Linked DNA regions of Homo sapiens: all the other regions are linked to region 1. A link is a contact called in ENCODE Hi-C or POLR2A ChIA-PET data. All regions are on one chromosome and are shown on one strand. Each heading gives the region's core, a stretch centred on a gene start or an enhancer-like site at or near the end of the contact. The rest is flanking DNA. Distances are from core to core; before and after follow the strand shown. Region 1 holds the start of ETFBKMT (electron transfer flavoprotein subunit beta lysine methyltransferase). Region 2 has its middle 28 kb from the start of LINC02422. Region 3 has its middle 41 kb from the start of H3-5.

Region 1 (4,764 bases), core at 1,091-3,590:
TTAAGACATTACAATGCATCAACACCAAACAACAGAAAAGAAAATCCATATATCCCTGTTTTTCATGCTTTGTCTGGGACTAAAGGAAGGGCAGGCCTTTTCTAGACTATGGAATCTAAGTTTCAGAAAAAAATCATTTAAGCTGCAATATAAAGAATAATCTTGGCCGGTCGCAGTGGCTCACACCTGTAATCCCAACACTTTGGGAGGCCGAGGTGGGCGGATCACGAGGTCAAAAGTTGGGCACCAGCCTGACCAACATGGTGAAACCCCGTCTCTACTAAAAACACAAAAATTAGCTGGGTGTGGTGGTGTGCGCCTATAATCCCAGCTACTGGGGAAGCTGAGGCAGGAGAATGGCTTGAACCCAGGAGGCAGAGGTTACAATGAGCCGAGATCATGCCACTGCACTCCAGCCTGGGCGACAGAGCAAGACTTCATCTCAAAAAAAAAAAAAAAAAAAAAAGAATAGTTTTAAGGAAGGCAGAATTAGAGATAGACAAGTTATAGGAACCCAGGCAAGCCATTATAATGCCAAACTAAGGCAATGGCAGGAGGGATAGAAAGAACTGGACCAGTTTTAAATCCATTATGGGACAGGAAAGGCATGTTGCAGTCCCTTCAGCCAAGTTGCAAGTTTTGAATGAGTTATCCAAACATTATTAAATGCATCTTCAGTGATGACTACCAAGCTTTTTTCCAGGAACCAACCCTCTTTTGTAAAAATGTTAGGTTAGCCTGTTCGTTCTGGTTTCTTGGGCAGTGACTGGGATGTTCAAACTATTAATTGGGATAGAACACCGAAGCTGGTTAAAAACAATATTTCTTATAGAAATTGATCTTGAACATGGATCAAGGTTCACTGCTAGCAGGAGAATCGGAGAGTGTGTGGTAATGAAAAGTTATAGTTGAGAAAACAAGCGTTTACATCAGCAACTAATTAAGAAAAAAGCAGCTCATAAGTGGATGAATGCAGTTCATAAACACATTATATCAGTTATTACACAGGAAATCTAAGGCAGAATACTGTGAAATGCAAGGTGTATAGCTTATCAACAAGAATGTAGCAAATACACCATTCAACTAAGAAAGAAATGATAAGGCTGCATCTGGGGCTGTTGACTGGAAGCACAAAGTTTCCTTTCCTTGTAGTAGTTCCTAAAGATTCCAGTTTACATGGAAAGACAGAAAGCTGTCACACCCATGGCAGGAGCGCAGAACCCAAGCGACAAATTCTAATTTTGAACAGGCAGGTGCCAGTGCATTTCTCAAACTGCAAACTAAAATGCAGAAACACGATTTTCCTGTTTCTTAGTTTTGGACCGTTTTCCCCCCTCTAGCACGCCAGAGCAGGTTTTAATTGTTGTCAGGTCAGATGGTGAGTTAACTTTGAGTGTTGAGTTGAGGGGCCAGTGGGATGTGGGTCCAGTTGAAAGGTGGATATATGTAGATCCAGACTCGAGTGATATAGGCTGCAAATAAATTGCTAGTGAATTTATGAATTATTAGAAAAGAAAGGACATTCATTATGATTTAATCGCAGTTGAATGTAGGCAGCACAGAGGGCTTATACTGTGTCTTTTTTTTTTTTTTTTTTTAAATATACGGTGTCTATTTTGCTCACCACTCTATGCCCGGTGCCTGGAAGTGCGACTGGCACATAGTAGGTGTTGCATAGTTTCAGAATGAACTTTTTAGGAATCAAAATTCTACAAACATTGCACACAGATTTAACGTTCCCTTATTTTCCAGGTGAGGTCAGGGCGCCCTTTGGTTTCGCGCTTCTGTCCCTTTAAGAAAGTGGAGGAGAAAGAAAGCGCTGCTGGGAAAAAGGGCGGGGCCGCGAGGGGCCGCCGTCCGTCCCGCCCCCTGCCGGGCCGCGGCGCTCTGCTAGAGCGTGGCTCAGTTTTGGTAGCGGGACCCCGGAAATGTAAAGCATGAGCGGGAACAGTCGCCAGGGCGAGTGACAGGCGAGCCCTATGCTTTACTTCCGAGGGCGGTGTCAGCAAAGCTAGGTAAGGAGACAGGGAGGACGGTGCCTGCCCCTTTAAGATCGACTCCACCCCGCCTCTGGAGGAAAATGACGCCGCCGTCTACCCGTTGTGGAACGTAACTCTTTTCATCCCATCAGCTCTCCTTCTCATTAAGAGAAATACCAAGTGGTCACCACAGTCACATACTTCATAACCCATGCCTCATCGGTGCTGGGACGGGAGAGGGAAGCGCCGATCTAAATGACATGGGGTCCAAATCCCAAATAATCTCTATTTGCTCTGCGTTACCTTTAAACTTAGGCTGCGTTGTGTGATTCAAGTGACAGCCTAGTACTGCTTAACAATTAGTCTAGTGGGATACCAGGCCCTGAGAGACCCCTACGATCCCAGGACACTGATGTGGGGTAACTAACACCCACTGGAAGTCTACGCTGAGTTCACAGGCTATGTATGACCTGACATGCATTTTGACCTGCCCTGTGTTTTGATATTTGAATGAGTTGCTGATGTTTACAAGCCGAAGCTGGCCGGGCGTGGTGGCTCGCGCCTGTAATCCCAGCACTTTGGGAGGTCGAGGCAGGAGGATCGCTTCAGGTCAGGAGTTCCAGACCAGTCTGGCCAACATGGCGAAACCTCGTCTCTACTAAAAAAAAAAAAAAAAAAAAAAATACAAAAATTAGCCGGGCGTGGTGGCACGCCCCTGTAATCCCAGGACTCGGGAGGCTGAGGTAGGAGAATCGCTTGAACCTGGGAGTCGGAGGTTGCAGTGAGCCGAGATCACGCCACTGCACTCCAGCCTGGGCAACAGAGACTCTGTCTCAAAAAAAAAAAAAAAAAAAAAAAAAAAGGTGGAAGCTAATGTGTCAATATCTAGATTTTTTTGATGATTTTGAGAAATCGGAGGATCTGGCAGCATGTCCTGCCTAGCCTTTTTGAACTGTTTGAAAACAGTCTCCAGCTTGCCACAGCCCCTCTGTTATTTTACAGCCAGCCTGCATCACTCATTTATGATGTCCAGCCCCTTGTGGGGATTTGGATTTTTGACCCCTAAATACTTTAGTGGATTTAAGACCATTTAAAACATTTATGCAGAAGAGATCCGAGGTCCCCAAACAACTGGGTGTATAAGTTGTGTTTAAGTTGTTCCTCATTCTCATTTATTCTAATCCGGGTGTTTTTCTATATATATATATTTTTAAACAAATCTTAGTGATCAATTGCACAGGTGTTTTTCTGTTGGAGCAAATCTTTTCAGTTTAGGCTTGGTAAAATCGAACCATCAGATACTTTTACAGAAAGAGATTTAGGAGTTGATGTTCTTTTATTACAATTAAATGCATACAGTATTTTTAAAGGAAAAAACCTGAATCTTGATTGCATTGTTTTATGATACAACAATCTTTAATGAAATAGAGTAGTCAATATAATTTGTATTAATATATCTCTGCCCACAGACAATTATAAATTCATTAACCCCCAGAACTCTTGGCTAGACTTCATAAAGGCAAAAACTGTGTTTGCCCTGTTAACTGCTTTATCCCACCACTAGAATATAAGCTTCCTGAAGACAGAAGACTTCTGTTATTTTGTTCACAGTTACCAAGCATGCCTACTTTGTTAAATTTATGAAAGAACTTTAAAGGTACAGTTGGCCCACAATATAACAATATAGCAATATAAAATTACAACAATAAAAATAACACAAAAATAGTGTAACAACTACTTATATAGCATTTACGTTGTATTAAGTATTATGAGTCATCCAGAGATGATTTAAAGTAAAGTATACCACAGCATATGCCTAGTTTATATACAAATATGATGCCATTTTATATAAGGGACTTGAGTATCCTCTGATTGTGGTATCCTGGAAGCAGGGGATACCGGAACCAATCACTTGAGGATACTGAAGGATGACTGTATGGCTGATTTCCTGTAAGAGGCATTTTCTTGAGGATTCTTTCAAAATCAAATGCTTGTATATTTGTTGTGTTAAATTACTAAAAGGATTCTCTTGTGAAAAGTATCATTTAAAAAGATTGGATTTTCCCAATTGATGCACCAAAGCTTTCATCTGAAATGAACTTGCACATGTGAATCATCAGATACAGTAATATACACTGTAATATTTTATTTCTTTTTTTTTTTTATGAGACGGAGTTTTGCTCTTGTTGCCCAGGCTGGAATGCAATGGTGCGATCTCGGCACACTGCAACCTCCGCCTCCCGGGTTCAAGCAATTCTCAAGTAGTGAGATTACAGGTACCCGCCACCACGCCTGGCTAATTTTTTGTATTTTTAGTAGAGACAGGGTTTCACCATGATGGCCACACTGGTCTTGAACACCTGACCTCGTGATCCACCCGCCTTGGCCTCCCAAAGTGCAGGGATTACAGGCGTGAGCCACCGCGCCCGGCCAATATTTTCTTATTATGTAATAGGATCTAGAAATGTTGCTCTTCCTCAGAATTCTCAGTATTACTTTTCTTTTTTTTTTCAGAGTCAGAGGTTCCGGTTGAGATCAAGTTGGGAGACACACCCTTGTTCATTCTCCTTGAGAAGCAGCTATTATCAACAGAACATTGACAGAACCTGTGTTTGGGGAAAGGACTGATGGCTTTGAGTCTAGGTTGGAAAGCACACAGGAACCACTGTGGTCTCCTCTTGCAGGCTCTGCGAAGCAGTGGTCTTCTCTTGTTTCCCTGTGGCCAGTGTCCCTGGAGAGGAGCTGGAAGCTTTTTGGACCCTGAGATAAAGGCTTTCCTGGAGGA
Region 2 (4,764 bases), core at 1,626-4,125, 200 kb after region 1:
ATTCTCTGAGAATTGTTTCTCTTACAATGCTTAACAATTATTTTTTAAAAGTGTATTTACTTTTTGTGATTGTTTGTTTATTACTAATAACTGTAGTGATCATTTAATCCAGAAGAAACATTGACCACTTAGAACTTTAAGATCGGCTGGGTGCGGTGGCTCACGCCTGTAATCCCAGCACTTTGGGAGGCCGAGGCGGGCGGATCACGAGGTCAGGAGATCGAGACCATCCTGGCGAACACTGTGAAACCCCATCTCTACTGAAAATACAAAAAGTTAGCTGGGCATGGTGGCGGGTGCCTGTAGTCCCAGCTACTTGGGAGGCTGAGGCAGGAGAATGGCGTGAACCCAGGAAGCGGAGCTTGCAGTGAGTGGAGATCACACCACTGCACTCCAGCCTGGGCAAGAGAGCGAGACTCTGCCTCAAAAAAAAAAAAAAAAAGAACTTTAAGATGACAGGAAATAAAAACAATTTAAAATAATTTCAATTCTTAGACACATTTTTGCTCAGAGAAATATGATAAGATGATTAATAAAAGACTTTTGAACACATATTAAAATCAAATTTTGTGAGGAAAAGGAATGAAAAATTTTTCAAAGATAAAATAAATTATATAAAATGTCTGTCTATTGAAGAAGAGTGTTATTTTCTCTCTTGTATGATGAATGATGGAATATACCAAAACCCTATGCTAATTAGATTTGGTAGATACACTTTAAGAAGTAATATAACGTCTGTTTTTATTTATTTATTTATTTAGACAGAGTCTTACCCTGGTGCCCAGGCTGGAGTGCAATGGCACAATCTCGGCTCACTGCAACCTCCGCCTTCTGGGTTCAAGCGATTCTCCTGCCTCAGCCTCCCGAATAGCTGGGACTACAGGCACACGCCACCACGCCTGGCTAATTTTTTGTATTTTTAGTAGAGCCGGGGTTTCACCATATTGGCCAGGCTGGTCTTCAACTCCTGACCTCATGATCCAGTCACCTCAGCTTCCCAAAGTGCTGGGATTATAGGCGTGAGCCACCACACCCGGCCAGAAAAAGTAATATAACTTCTATTTTTAAAAGTCAATATTTACATTATGCCTCAAATTATGTTCTTTGAAACAAGTTAGAAGTAGGTGAGGAAGAACATATCTTTTTGAAATTATTTTAGGTGTACTGAGAAAAAGTTAAGTTTAACAGAGAGAAGGGATGACTAAATTATGTTAAACTATGTGACTATCCGAGGGTTCTTTTAGTACTCTCTTAATCTAGCCATAGCCCTTAGATCTATCCTCACCGTAAGAAACACATGTTTTTCTCCAATTACTTTAGGGGCGACTACTGTATGTCAAAGATCATGTCACTTGATTTTATTTATCTTTTCGTTGCAACACTATTCACAACTTGTCACTTTTGAAAAAACACAAGGTCAGTTAGGTAGATCACATGACTATTCTTAGTTTTTCATACTCTGTATCCAAATTTTACCTTTATACTCTTTGCCATGTGACTTTGCAGTTCTCCCCACTAGGGAAGGGATGTATTTCCTGTGAGTTACTTTGACTAATGAAATATGAGTTGAGGCCGGGCATGGTGGCTCACGCCTATAATCCCAACACTTTGGGAGGCCAAGGCGGGTGGATCACCTGAAGTCAGGAGTTTGTGACCAGCCTGGCCAACAATGGTGTGACCCCATCTCTACTAAAAATACAAAAAATTAGCCGGGCATGGTGGCGGACGCCTGTAATCCCAGCTACTTGGGCAGCTGAGACAGGAGAATCACTTGAACCTGGGAGGCAAAGGTTGCAGTGAGCCGAGATCACACCACTGCACTCCAGCCTGGGCAATAAAGAGCAAAACTCCGTCTCAAAAAACAAACAAACAAACAAACAAACAAATAATAAAAAAAAGAAAAGAACTATGAGTTGAAGGAACGGTGTGACAGTTCTTGCTTCAAGAGACAATAATTTCCGATATGTTCCTGCGATTATTTATTTATGTATGTATTTATTTATTCTTTTTTGAGATGGAGTCTCGCTCTGTCACCCAGGCTGAAGTGCAGTGGCACCATCTCAGCTCACTGCAACCTCCAACTCCTGGGTTCAAGCGATTCTCCTGCCTCAGCCTCCTGAGTAGCTGGGATTAACAGGTGCGTGCCACCACGCAGGGCTAATTTTTGTATTTTTAGTAGAGATGGGGTTTCACCATGTTGGTCAGGCTGGTCTCAAACTCCTGACCTCGTGATCCGCCCGCCTTGGCCTCCCAAAATGCTGTGATTACAGCCATGAGCCACTGCACACAGTTGTTCCTGTGATTTTTTTAACGAAGATTTAGGAGTTTTTCCTTTGAGTGAGAAAACTGGCGATATTTGAATAATGGCTGAAGAATAGTATTGTATGAATGTTAATTTCCCGGTTATGATCGCTGTACTGTGATTGTGTAAGATGTTAACACCAGGGAATGCTGCGTAAAAGATATACAGGAACTCTGTACTATTTTGGAAACACTGTAGTAAGTCTAAAATTATTTCAAGACAAAAAGTTTACAGGACATGCCCCAGTTAGCTGCTGGTCCAAAGAACTGAGGAAACATGTTGAGCAGTCCTGAACCCAAGTAGAAGCCTAGAGCCACACTCAGGCACCCTATAGCCTAAAGCAAGGTTGCTCCAGCCCATGCAAAGATCCATGAACTTGTTGTTGTAAGTCTGAGACATAGGAGGTGTGTTATGAAGCATTATTGTGGTAATAACTGACTGTTTTAGTCCATTCTCACACTGCTGTAAAGAACTGCCTGAGACTTGGTAGTTTAAAGGAAAGGGGTTTAATTGACTCACAGTTCCGCAGGGCTGGGGAAACCTCAGGAAACTTATAATCATGGTGGAAGGGGAAGCAAAACCTTCGTTCTTCACATGGCAGCAGCGAGGAGAAGTGCTGAGCAAAAGCGGGGAAAGCCCCTTATAAAATCATCAGATCTCATGAGAACGCACTATTATGGGAACAGCACGGGGGAAACCGCCCTCATGATTCAATTACCTCCCACAGGGTCCCTCCCATGACACGTGGGGATTATGGGAACTACAATACAAGATGAAATTTGGGTGGGGACACAGCCAAACCATATCACTGATGAATATAATGGAGTTGAAATATCTTGTCTTTAATTTGTATGTGCACATATGTGCATGTATGTCTGTATGCCCATGTATTTTAATCCAGCACCTCTTTATTCATGCATTAGAGTGACAGTCAGAGGTCCTCAATAATTGATGAGTTTTCCTTTGAGAATGAAATAAGAGAGATTTGATAACTTGATTAATTCATAGACACCACCTTAACTAAGTGATCAGAGTTAATATCACCAGTAATGAGATATATCAACATAATATAATCCCTTACATAATGCACCAAGAAGGGGGCAACATACCTGCTGTGGAATTCTTGCCAAAAATGCATAACCTCAATCTAATTGTAAGAAAATATCAGACAAACTAAATTCAGCTACTCTCTGTAAAATAACTAATCAGCAGTCCTCAAAAGTATTAAGGTCATGAAAGACAAAGAAAGACTGAGGAACTGTCACAGATTGGAATAGACTAAGAAGACATGATGGCTTAGAGAAATGTAAGATCCTGGATTAGACCTTGGACCAATGAAAGAACATTAGTGGGAAAACTGGCAATATTTGAATAACGGCTGAAGAACAGTATTTAGCAATGTTAATTTCCCGGTTTTGATCATTGTACTAGGTTGCGTAAGTGTTAACACTAGAGGAAGCTGGGTAAAAGATACTACAGGAACGCTACTATTTTGGAAACTTTGAGGTAAGTCTGAAATTATTTCAAAATGAAAAGTTTTAAAAAACATCAGGAATGAGGCCATTTATCTTTAGAGTAATACATTTTAAGGAATCTTTAGGGTTTCCATTTAGGATAATATTTGCCAGACCTCATGAAATTAAATCAAAATCTCTGAGGTGGGAGTGAGGCATCGGTATTATTTTTAAGCCCTTTAGGCGATCCCAATTGCAGCCAAGTTTAATAACAAGTAGTATAGACAATAACCATCAAATGAACACCAGTGTACCCACCACCTAGTTTAAGAAATACCCAGTTTTGTTTGTTTGCTGAGATGTCAAGGCAAGAAATATCTAGTTTTAAGAAATACGCTGTAGACTCTTCCCTGATCCTGCCTGCAAATTTCTCCAACCATAGTTTTCCTCATTCTGTAATCAAGTTTAATTTAATTTAATCATAGTTTAATCAAATACACATGTATCCTTAAAACATATAGTTTTAAACATATACTTTTATTTTTACACGTTTAACTTAATATGAATGAAACCAACATTATAAATATATTTTTGGCAGCTAGCTCTTTTCTTACTCAACATTATGTCAATGAAATGTATAGATTTTAATTCATGTAGATGTAGTTTATTTTCATTGCTTTCAGTATTTTATTATTTTGTTATATCAGGATTTGTTTGTCCATTCTAATTGAGAACATAAGGGCTGTTTCTAGTTTTTTGTTATGATACATAATATAGCTTTGAACATTCTTGTTTGCCTCATTGCGCCCACATGTAAGAGTTTCTCCTGAGCACATGCCCAGTAAATGGAATTTCTGAGTCATAGGGCACATCCATTTCAGGTGTTCTAGATAATGCCAAATTGGTTTCCAAAATCAATACACCAATTTGGAGTCCTATCAGCCGTGTGTAAGGTTGCTTATTGCTCCACATCCTTGCCATCTTTTGATTGTGTCAAACTTAACTCCT
Region 3 (4,764 bases), core at 1,166-3,665, 170 kb after region 1:
CAGGAGAATCACTTGAACTCAGGGGGCAGAGGTTGTAGTGAGCCGAGATCGTGCCACTGCACTCAAGCCTGGGCAACAGAGTTAGACTCTGTTTCAAAAAAAAAAAAAAAGTGCTAGAAGATACCATCAGGAAAACTCTTCTAGACATTGGTTTAGGCAAAGAGTTCATGACCAAGAACCCAAAAGCAAATGCAACAAAAACAAAAATAAATAGATGAAGCCTAATTAAACAAAAAAGCTCTGCACAGCAAAAGAAAGAATTAACAAAGTAAATAGACAACCCACAGAGTGGGAGAAAATATTCACAAACTATGCATCCCACAAAGGACTAGTATTGAGAATCTACAAGTAACTCAAATAAATCAGCAAGAAAAAACCAAATAACCCCATCCAAAAGAGGGAAAAAGACATGAATAGACAATTCTCAAAAGAAATATACAAATGGCCAACAAACATATGAAAAAATGCTCAACATCACTAATTATCAGGGAAATGCAAATTAAAACCACAATAAGATACCAGCTTATTCCTGCAAGAATGCCCATAATTAAAAATCAAAAACTAATAGATGCTGGCATGGATGTGGTGAAAAGGGAACACTTCTACACTGCTGACGGGAGTGTAAAGTAGTACAACCACTATGGAAAACAGTATGGCGATTCCTTAACGAATTAAAAGTAGAACTACCATTCCATCTAGCAATCCCACTACTGGGTATCTACCCAAAGGAAAAGAAGTCATTATATGAAAAAGACACCTGCATGTGCATGGTTACAGCAGCACAATTCACAATTGCAAAGATATGGAACCAACCTAAGTGCCCATCAACCAACGACTGGATAAAGAAAATGTGGTATATATGCACCTTGGAATACTACTCAACCATAAAAAGGAATGAAATAATGGCATTTGCAGCAACTGGATGGAGTGGGAGGCCCTAAGTGAAGTAACTTAGGAATGGAAAACCAAATATTGTGTGTTCTCACTTACAAATGGGAGCTAAGCTATGAAGAAGCAAAAGTACGAGAATGATAAAATGGACATTGGACTTTAGGGACTCAGGGGAAAAGGTGGGAGGGGACTGAGGGATGAAAGACTACACATTGGGCACAGTGTACACTGCTCAGGTGATAGTTGCACTGATATCTCAGAAATCACCATTAAAGAACTTATCCATGTAACCAAAAACCACCTGTTCCCCCAAAAGCTATTGAAATAAAAGAAAAAAAGAAGAAGTGGCTGGGCATGGTGGCTCATGCCTATAATCCTAGCACTTTGGGAGGCCAAGGCAGGCAGATCACTTAAGGCCAAGAGTCTGAGACCAGCCCAGCCAACATGGGGAAACCCGTCTCTACTAAAAAAAAAAAAAAAAATTAGCAGGGTATGGTGGCGCATGCCTGTAATCCCAGCTAGTTGGGAGGCTGAGGCACGAGAATCGCTTAATCCTGGGAGGCAGAGGTTGCAGTGAGCCAATAACTTGCTGCTGCACTCTTACCTGGGCAACAGAGTGAGATTCTGTCTCAAAAAAAAAAGAAGTGAATGGCATCAATCGTGAAAGGTATCACATAAATATGAAAGGTTACACAACTCTTTTAACCTATTTGCCTAGAAAAGAGTGGTAAGTAGGGCTTATTGAGTTGTTTTATTTTATTTTACTTTTTATTATTCATTTGTGTATTAATTTATTCTTTGGTGACAGAGTCTCATTCTGTTGCCAAGGCTGCAGTGCAGTGACATGATCTGGCCTCCTAGGATCAAACAATTCTTATGCCTCAGCTTCCCAAGTAGCTGGGATTACAGGCGTGTGCCACCACGCTCGGCTAATTCTTTTTGTATTTTTAATAGAGATAGGGTTTCACCATGTCGACCAAACTGGTCTGAAACCCCTGACGTCAAGTGATCCGCCCATCTCTGCCTCCCAAAGTGCTGGGATTATAGGCATCAGCCACCACGTTCAGCTAATTTTTACATTTTTAGTAGAGAGGGGGTTTCACCGTGTTGGTCAGGCTTGTCTCGAATTCCTGGCCTCAAGTGATCCGCTGGCCTCAGCCTCCCGAAGTGCTGGGATTACAGGCATAATTTACCGTGCTCAGCCATTGTCATTTATTTTGAATTTGGGAGAAGATATCACACCCATTTCTATGTTCTGGAGCAGGAAGTCTATCTTCTGGAGCAGCATTGCAGTCTAAATCACTCCTTAGTTCAGCTACATCCGAGTTCTTATCCCAGGACCAAGAAGAATAAGGAACACAGACACCACAGAGTAAGTAGAGTAGGATTTATTAAGCAAAAGGAAAGCTCTCAGCAAAGAGAGGTGCCCTGAAAGCAAGTTTTCAGAAATGGGGCTGAGTTCTGGGTCTTTTATGTGGAAGAGGAAGGAAGGAAGTCTTCTGTGGGTTCTGCCCAAAATGGGAGGGGTAAAGTTCCCTCCTAAGGGTGTTGCATCTGCACATGCCTGGGATTGGCCAGAGTGACTCCATCTTGGTTGTTACCCACGAGTGCCTAAGTGAAACCCACCAAGGGGCTAAAACCACAAAAATGTCATGTTAATGACACTATGATGAGCTGGGCCAAGGACACTTAGGTTGATTTATTCCGCCTGTGCCTAAGTTAGGACAGTCCCTTCTGAGCAACATCCTGGCATAAGGGGAAGTTCTTAACCACATTTCTTCCCATTAGCTGCAGAGGCGGTGTAGGTACGGTCCTGCTAGCGTTCTTGTGAACACTGCCCTTCTCCAGAGACCCTCCCTCTCTATCTGCCTAACCAGCCTCTAACTGCCTTCTCTCTCAGCAGGAAGTCTATCTTCTATCTTGGGATGACTTGAAAGATAACCCAATAGGAGCCCAGAACCTAGGCATCCAAGAATAAGAGAAACGAACATGTGTCAGATGGAGAAAACAGAAACTATGGACATCAAAAGGCTAAATTAGGGCCAGATATCAAGGTCACACTGGTGCTTTTAGGAAAGTGAAGTGTAAACAGCTGAGAGTAGAACTACAATGTAGATGAGGAAGCAAAAATGCTTAGTATAGGGAAAGCGCAGAGGCAGAAAGGAAAATAGAACCCACAAGAATTGTATTTTTTCTTCTTCCTTCTTCTTTCCTATTTCTCAATAAATACTTACAGAATACCTATAAGGCTTCATTAAGTATGTAAGCACTAAGAATATTTAATATGTGTCATGAAGAGTGATCTTCAAGTAAACATGACTCACATGCATCTGGTGATCTTCCTAACCTGTGTAAAACCCTTCCATTTGTTGAATTTGGCACCAAAGGCTCTTAAAGGCCATTTGTTGGGAATGTGTGGATAATAGGCTGACTTACATCTGTACTGGAAAAACTCTATCTTTGCCTTTGGAGAATTATGGACGTTTGGTTTTTTACCTTTAGCGGATAGAAGGGCAGCAAGATTTGTCATGTGCTGTTTAAAATCTGAATCTGGGCCAAGCGCAGTCACTCACACCTGTAATCGCAGCACTTTGGGAGGCCGAGGCAGGTAGATCACCTGCCAGGCCTCTGTCCAGGTCAGGAATTTGAGACCAGCCTGGCCAACATGGTGAAACCCTGTCTCCACTAAAAATACAAAACCTAGCCAGGCGTTGTGGTGCACGCTTGTAATCCTAGTTACTCGGGAGGCTGAGGCAGGAGAATCGCTTGAATCCAGGAGGCGAAGGTTGCAGTGAGCTGAGATGGCACCACTGCACTCCGGCCTGGGTGATAGAGTGAGACACCATCTCAAAAAAAATAAATAAATAAAATAAATAAAAATAAAAACTGAATCTGGGAAACCCCAGGGTCAATTTCTTTACTGATGGTTTTAACAAGTTAGATCACCTGACTTGATTATGTGGCCAAAGGGACAGAAAACCCAGCTGGAAACTTCTGCTTTACCGCTGTGCGTGCGCGCACATGTGTGTGTGTGTGTGTGTGTGTGTGTGTGTTTTCTCTTTTCCCCCTACACTACACAGAAGTAAGTTAGCCTCTCCTGAAGCCAAGTTTCCTTGCACTTGATAGGTCAATCTGGTGATGAAGTCGCATCCCACCATAACGACCCTGGGGAATTTGTGTTTATTGTTGTTTTAAGCTACTATGTTATTGGCTAATTTATTTTTTTTATTTTTATTTATTTATTTATTTATTTGAGACAGAGTCTCTCTCTGTCACCAAGCCAGAGTTTAGTGGTGCAATCTCAGCTCACTGCAATATCCACCTCCCGGGTTCAAACGATTCTCCTGCCTCAGCCTCCCAAGTAGTTGGGATTACAGGCGCATGCCCAGCTAATTTTTGTATTTTTAGTAGAGATAGAGTTTTATCATGTTGACCAGGATGGTCTTGATCTCCTGACCTCGTGATCTGCCCACCTCGGCCTCTCAAAGTGCTGGGATTACAGGTGGGAGCCACTGTGCCTGGCTGTTCTGGGCTAATTTTCTATGCAGCAATAGATAGATAGCTAATTAATCAAGGTATGAATCTGGGTATCTGGATGAAATAAGGCTGAATAGTACCTTTATTTTGTGTTTCAGAGAGTTTGTACAGCCCCTCACCCCTGCACCCTACACAACATAAAAGTTTTGGGATGGGTGAGAAGTCTGCCTTATTTTGTATGCTAGGAGAAGGGGGACTGGAATACTAGCAGACCATAGACACATTCCCAGGTAGGTCAATTTTACGGAGTGCAAATGGAAGCTGAGACTCAGAAATTGGTCCTTTCAAGCTGTTCCTGCCCATGTACATCATAGAAATTCTTCAAGTTCCCCCAAG

The links. A loop is a pair of places that touch in the nucleus more often than their neighbours do. ChIA-PET counts read pairs that join two places held with the same protein, here RNA polymerase II (POLR2A). Pooled maps may share reads with other maps.
Region 2: a loop to region 1 is called in a pooled map, with 3 times the contacts of the local background. The contact joins the enhancer-like site here to the promoter of ETFBKMT in region 1. A Hi-C loop is called at or near these places in 2 of 50 pooled maps. POLR2A ChIA-PET finds 5 or more read pairs at or near these places in 6 of 52 experiments (CD8-positive, alpha-beta memory T cell, K562, WTC11 and 3 more).
Region 3: a pooled map shows a loop between it and region 1 (3-fold over the local background). The contact joins the enhancer-like site here to the promoter of ETFBKMT in region 1. A Hi-C loop is called at or near these places in 5 of 50 pooled maps. POLR2A ChIA-PET finds 5 or more read pairs at or near these places in 7 of 52 experiments (B cell, CD8-positive, alpha-beta memory T cell, HepG2 and 4 more).

Annotation. Positions count from the first base shown.
Region 1 is chr12:31,657,348-31,662,111 of GRCh38, forward strand. It overlaps ETFBKMT (electron transfer flavoprotein subunit beta lysine methyltransferase), which reads left to right and starts at 2,341. Exons shown (of 4, transcript NM_001135863.2): 1 at 2,341-2,442; 2 at 4,494-4,764. The coding sequence starts at 4,607. RefSeq lists a silencer at 1,699-2,008 and enhancers at 1,710-2,211, 2,129-2,288, 4,736-4,764.
Region 2 is chr12:31,856,921-31,861,684 of GRCh38, forward strand. No RefSeq gene overlaps it. Among named protein-coding and RNA genes, the nearest start is that of LINC02422, 28 kb to the right of the region's middle. RefSeq lists an enhancer at 2,849-3,088. Within about 2 kb of position 2,876, at least 3 of the 41 ENCODE cell types and tissues checked have a DNase peak (open chromatin) inside an H3K27ac peak, as active enhancers do.
Region 3 is chr12:31,830,441-31,835,204 of GRCh38, forward strand. No RefSeq gene overlaps it. Among named protein-coding and RNA genes, the nearest start is that of H3-5, 41 kb to the left of the region's middle. Within about 2 kb of position 2,416, at least 8 of the 41 ENCODE cell types and tissues checked have a DNase peak (open chromatin) inside an H3K27ac peak, as active enhancers do; they include B cell and OCI-LY7, where a contact is called at or near this core.